Regions from separate parts of the Homo sapiens genome. Here region 1 is linked to region 2. A link is a contact called in ENCODE Hi-C or POLR2A ChIA-PET data. All regions are on one chromosome and are shown on one strand. The core of a region is the stretch at or near the end of the contact, and the rest is flanking DNA. Distances in the headings are between cores, read along the strand shown. Region 1 overlaps SKAP1 (src kinase associated phosphoprotein 1). Region 2 has its middle 30 kb from the start of MIR10226.

Evidence for each region. Hi-C counts contacts between places; a loop is a spot of excess contacts on that map. ChIA-PET counts read pairs that join two places held with the same protein, here RNA polymerase II (POLR2A). Pooled maps may share reads with other maps.
Region 1: a pooled map shows a loop between it and region 2 (2.5-fold over the local background). The contact joins two enhancer-like sites. A Hi-C loop is called at or near these places in 1 of 50 pooled maps. POLR2A ChIA-PET finds 5 or more read pairs at or near these places in 3 of 52 experiments (HEK293, Panc1 and activated CD4-positive, alpha-beta T cell).

What each region holds. Positions count from the first base shown.
Region 1 is chr17:48,239,756-48,242,485 of GRCh38, forward strand. The region is part of intron 4 of SKAP1 (src kinase associated phosphoprotein 1); the gene reads right to left. Among named protein-coding and RNA genes, the nearest start is that of SKAP1-AS2, 53 kb to the right of the region's middle. Within about 2 kb of position 1,441, at least 14 of the 41 ENCODE cell types and tissues checked have a DNase peak (open chromatin) inside an H3K27ac peak, as active enhancers do.
Region 2 is chr17:48,001,307-48,004,006 of GRCh38, forward strand. No RefSeq gene overlaps it. Among named protein-coding and RNA genes, the nearest start is that of MIR10226, 30 kb to the right of the region's middle. RefSeq lists an enhancer at 1,782-2,336 and a silencer at 2,077-2,371. Within about 2 kb of position 1,370, at least 11 of the 41 ENCODE cell types and tissues checked have a DNase peak (open chromatin) inside an H3K27ac peak, as active enhancers do.

The DNA of each region.
Region 1 (2,730 bases), core at 191-2,690, 240 kb after region 2:
ATACTCACACGTATCTCACCAAGGAAAAGCAGGCTTCTCAGACCCCCTCCACCCCCACCAACAGTAATTAGAATGAGAGAGAGAGAGAGAGAGACAGAGAGAGAGAGAGAGAGAGAGAGAGAATGAACTTGAATCATGGCCTCTAAGAAAATTAATACAAAGAAAAATAAGCTGTTGAGAACCTCTATCATCAGTAACATAACTCTATAGGTACAAAAGAAGGTAGATGTTAAAGACCAAAGGTGGATCAGCTGAAATGTTCATGGATTCAGTTAGTAAAATGTTTGTGCAGTATTTAAGGCCATAATGGGCTCTGATAAAGATTCTCAGAATCTAATAATGGCCTCTCTGGACTTCTTGTCTAATTAGTGGAATAAGGAGCGAGCCAGCTTGGAATTGAGCATTGCTAGATATGAGGGAGAAGGGAAAAAAAAAAGCCAAAGCTGCAAGAAAAATAAACCAGAGTAAAGGAGAAGAAAAACAAGAGCAGCCAGTGCTTTCAGAACTGCTCCTGAGCTGACAACTGAAGTTTATGCCTTGAAATATATGATAATAAGATTTTATGGGAGTGAGCCCCAGGGACCCAAATGTCTCTCTGTAAACAACGGACCTCAGGGAAAAGCCAAGGTTTGAGTAATGTACTCAGTCTCCACTCATGATAAAAAAATAAAAAAAAGCAAAAAAGCAGTGAAGACAGGAAATAACTCCTTTTATTCTAACTGTAGAACCCTGAGTTGCAGCAAATGCCCTCTGAGGGCAAAGACAATCGACAACCAGTATAGAAATACAGTTGTCCCATATTCAGACAAGGGATTTAAACCTCAGCAGCCTCAAAAACCTGAGGTTGTATGAGAAGAACCTAGTAAAGTGCTGCCTGTCCACCCTTCACACATGGGCAATATATGTCCAGAAACCAAATGGTTTATTGTGCAGTGTTGTTCCAGTGGAATTACTGGAGGGACATCAGAATGACCTAATCCTTGAAGCATGTGCCAGTTATCCCAGTGCTGCAAAGAGTTAAACCTGAAAGTGCTGCCTGTTCCCACTCGTTCACAATCCAGATTACCTAGAAAGATATTACCAGCTGAACTCCACACATAGTATGATGGCTTCCTTTGAAGACTTGGGTCAGGTAAAGCTCAAAGTTAGCCTTAAGCAACTACTAAACGATGAAAGTCCCTAGTGTACTCTGAGACTAAATCAGGTTGCCTTTAAAATTCTTCATCTTCAAAGACAACAGCTCTATCCTCTTTTTATAAATGTGAGGCCATGAGACAGCAAAGTGCTATTTCTACTGGCATTAGTTCCACCTTATATATTAAAAAGATATTTGTTGTGCCCTAATCACTCTGGGTCCAAGATCATAAGGGACCTTGTTTCTTGGTGGGAGGCTATAGTGTGAAAAGGTTACTTAGTCATCACTAGCCTCTAGCAATGCTGGAACACCACACATGGGGCTCCTCAAACAGGAAGTCAAAGCCAGTTCTGACCCCTGGATGAACTCTGCATTTTCGGGCAAGAGGCCTGATGAATCTCCAGGGACAGTGCTGCCCTGTGTCTCTGTGTCCATATGTATGTGTTTACTCCTCTGTGTGCATGTGTGGAGGTGGGTGGTACTGAAGGGAAGCAGGGTGTGAAGGTTCTGGATAATTATGAAAATTAGATCTTTTACAGCAGGCTTCAAGCTCAATTTGGGCTGACAGCTCATGAACAGATCATCTGAAGTCTTAATAGGCCAATGCTAGTTCAATAGTTGTATGGTTAAATCATGCACATTTGTGCCTCAGCTGACACAAAAAGCAGACCCAGATGCCTCACATGGATCATGCAGATAAGTCTATATTTAATACTCTTCCTCTCTCGGGGAAGGCCTAACAAAGCAAAACAAAACAGATCTAAAACCATGCTTAAAACTTTCACCAGCCAAAGAAACATTCCAACATTCTTTTCACTATAAAACATCTAATAGTAGAAATGATACATGATTGATAAAGTGATTCTAAATATACTTAATTCTGGTGTCTTTTCAAAATATTTCTGAACCCAGCAGTAACAGATATAATCTTCCAAACTGGGAGTTTTTTCCATTTTTAGTTACCTGTCCCAAAAGCACTTATTCTCTTACTTTCCATTCTTTGCTGGTAGTTTTGTACAATGATGTCAAGATATCAAGGCTCCTGACACATCCTGAATTCTGAAAGAATGTGCTTCCTGAATATTCCTGATAATGGGCTTAGTATCAAAGGGGTTAATGAGGTTGAGTTAAGACAGCATTTCCTGCTTGAAGGAGAACTGAGTCCAACAACACTAGAAGCATTTTCTTATTATTTTTCTCTGCGTTTGCAGTAACTGCTTCTCCTGGAAGCTTTACCTGGGGGAAGGGATAAAGCAATATCACTAACCTGCCTGGCATCTGGCTTCCAGCAGGGAAAGAGGCTCATCCACCTCACCCCTCGGGCTTCTTTAACTGAATTAGCTGTATTAAGTGCCTTGGTAGCCCAGGGAATGAACGTCGTTGATCAGTGTGCCTAGAAAGGCATGTTTTCAGGGTATAATTCTGCCGGAGGAGAATGGACTCCCCAGCACATGGGCCTAAACTGCAGAGTAACAGAGCCCTAAATCTCCAGTTACAGATTTACAGCCTCCATTCTCCTTCTTTACTGCAAATACAATCCGGCAGTAATGGTCTAACACAGCAACACCATCACCAACTGGCTGATGGCTCGCATA
Region 2 (2,700 bases), core at 120-2,619:
TCTCCTGACCTCCCACAGCAGAGGGTGAAGGCTACCACCAGCTGACCAGTCATAAGACTTTGTCTTCTTTCTGTTTCTAAAAGAGATTTCCTCATTTTCCCTTAGCAAATAGGGAAAGACCAAAAAAAAAAAAAAAAAAAAAGAGTTCTTTCCCACAGCTAACCTAAATCTTGGCTGCATTTCTAGGCCTCTCATCTGCATAATAACTTCACTGATGATTTCAGAGTTTGCTTTCTTCACCCTGAATGTTCTGGGTTTATTTCTTCATTCAATAAAAATTAATTCAGCACCTCCTACTCACCAGGTCCTTTAGTAGCTGTTGGGGAGATGAGCAAAATGGACACTATCCTTGGCTTTTGCATCTTATAGCCTTTTAAGGGAGTCAGACAGTTAAATTTGCAATGGTGGCTCATGCCTATAATCTCAACACTTTGGGAAGCCAAGGCAGGAGGATCGCTTGAAGTCAGGAGTTTGAGACCAGCCTGGGCAACATAGTGAGACCCTGTCTCTACAAAAAATTAAAAAATTAGCCGGGTATGGTAACACATGCCTGTGGTCCCAGCTACTTGAGAGGCTGAGGTGGGAGGATTGCTTGAGCCTGGGAGGAGGTCACGGTGCTTCAGTGAGCCTTGATTGCACCACTGCACTCCAGCCTGGGCGACACAGCGAGACCCTCATCTCTAAAAAATAATAATAAAAAAAATAGCATGTCAGGATGTCAGGCTAGGGCAGATGTTGGGATGGTAAGATGGGGTGGGGCAAAGCCTCCTGAAGAAATGAAGGGTCGGGTATGGTGGCTCATGCCTGTAATCCCAGCATTTTGGGAGGCCGAGGCAGGCGGATCCCTTGAGCCCAGGGATTTGAGACCAACCTAGGCAACATAGCAAAACCCCATCTCTACAATAAAATAAAATAAAATAAAATAAATAGCTGGGTGTGGTGGCGTGTGCCTGTAATCCCAGCTACTCAGGAGGCTGAGGCAAGAGAATTGCTTTAGCCTGGGAGGTGGAGGGTGCAGTGAGTGGTGTTTGTACCACTGCTTTCCAGCATGTAGCAAGAGAGTGAGACTCAACTGGAAGGAAGGAAGGAAGGAAGGGAGGGAGGGGAAAGAAGGAAAGGAGTGCTAATTTGCGGACTTAGGATAAGTAGCAGTTAGTCCAAGGATGTGGAAGGGAGGGTGGAGAGCAAAGATCCTGGCAGAAAGACCAGCATATGTGGGGCTGAAGGCAAAAAAACAGAGAATGCTTGACAAACTGAGTGAAAATTCATACAGTCGGGCACTCTGCCTCACAAATCCTTCTGTCATTTCTACAGTTCTCCCAGAAACCCCTTGAAACTCGCCTGTGACTCTCTAGGCTCCCTGGAGTCCAGAGCAAGACAAAGAACTTTTGTCTGATCAGCTGAGATATAATGAGAATGACCCCCAGGTTCCTTATTTATGCATCCGGCATGCAGCTTGCTTTTGTAAGAATAGCACTGTATTGCTGACTCATAGTCAGCCATGCATTTTACAATAATCCCACAATGTCTGCCCTGGATTTTCTTTCTGCCTAACTTCCTGTTCAGCCTTCTTTTAAAAAGCCTTGCCTCTGTGCTCTCTTTTTACTTATCTCTTTCTTTGAAATGGATCACGTCTAGAATTTGTGGGTTTCAGGGAAATCTGCCATCCCAAGGGTCCTTCTCCAATGAAATTAAGGTCAAATTGAGATTTGGAATTGAAAGCTGATTAGTCTGAATGCCCACATCTTAGAGCATCTAACCAATCTATCTGCCCATCAGGGTGACTGATCCCATCCCTGTCTTATTTGCTGCTGTGGGGGTGAGGGCAGGGGGTGGAGAAGGATGGAAGCAGAGTCAGCGCCAGACAGTGATGTGCCACGCAGAATAGAATCTCTGCACAGCGTCTCCTGGAAGGGGGAGGGGGGCAGATGCTGACAGACTCGTGGGAGCCATGCCAAGAGATGGGTCTGCCTGGGTCCCTGACTAAACCAACTAACTCTTCCCAAGCTGATCAGGCTGCAGGGCCAGAGCCCCACTATTCTTCCCTGGGATCCCAAGTGAAGCAATGGGGGCCACGTAGGAATTCATCGGTCAATGCTAGTTTGGTGGGTGAGGGTGGGGAGGTTGGGGAGGAGCAGGCGCGGGGGTGGGTGTGCTTGGATTCGCTCATGGGAGCTGAGCCAGCCCCAGCAGGGAAGAAGGGTCGCTTTGGCATTCATTCTCCTGCAGTTACCAGGCCTCGCCGCCTGCCGGGCTGCTGGTGCGCAGGGCCCAGCCCCCTCCCCAAAGAGCCCCTGAGAGGGGCCAGGAGTGGGGGGAAGGCCACCCGTGGCCTTGTGAGACTGAAGCACAAGCTCCTTCCTCAGCTGCCAGGGAAGAATTTAATTACCAATTAAAGCCCCCTCCATCTGTTTCGGGCCTGCCAGAGAGCTCTCTCTACCCTTTAATTACATCTCTGACAACAATTTAACTCAATTAGCTGGTAAACACAGCAGAATGCAGGCAACCCAGGGCACCCTCTTGTCCCTGCCATCTGTCTGTCCGTCTTGTGCTTTCCCAACTCGCTCTCAGTCTGTCTGTCCTGCCCCTGCTTCCCTGTCTCATTTTGACACCGCCCCCCACCCCTTGGTTTTCTCTTTTTCTTCTGTCTTCTCCAGCACCTCTTGTCTGTTTCACACCAGCTGGGTTTCCCCCGCCCTC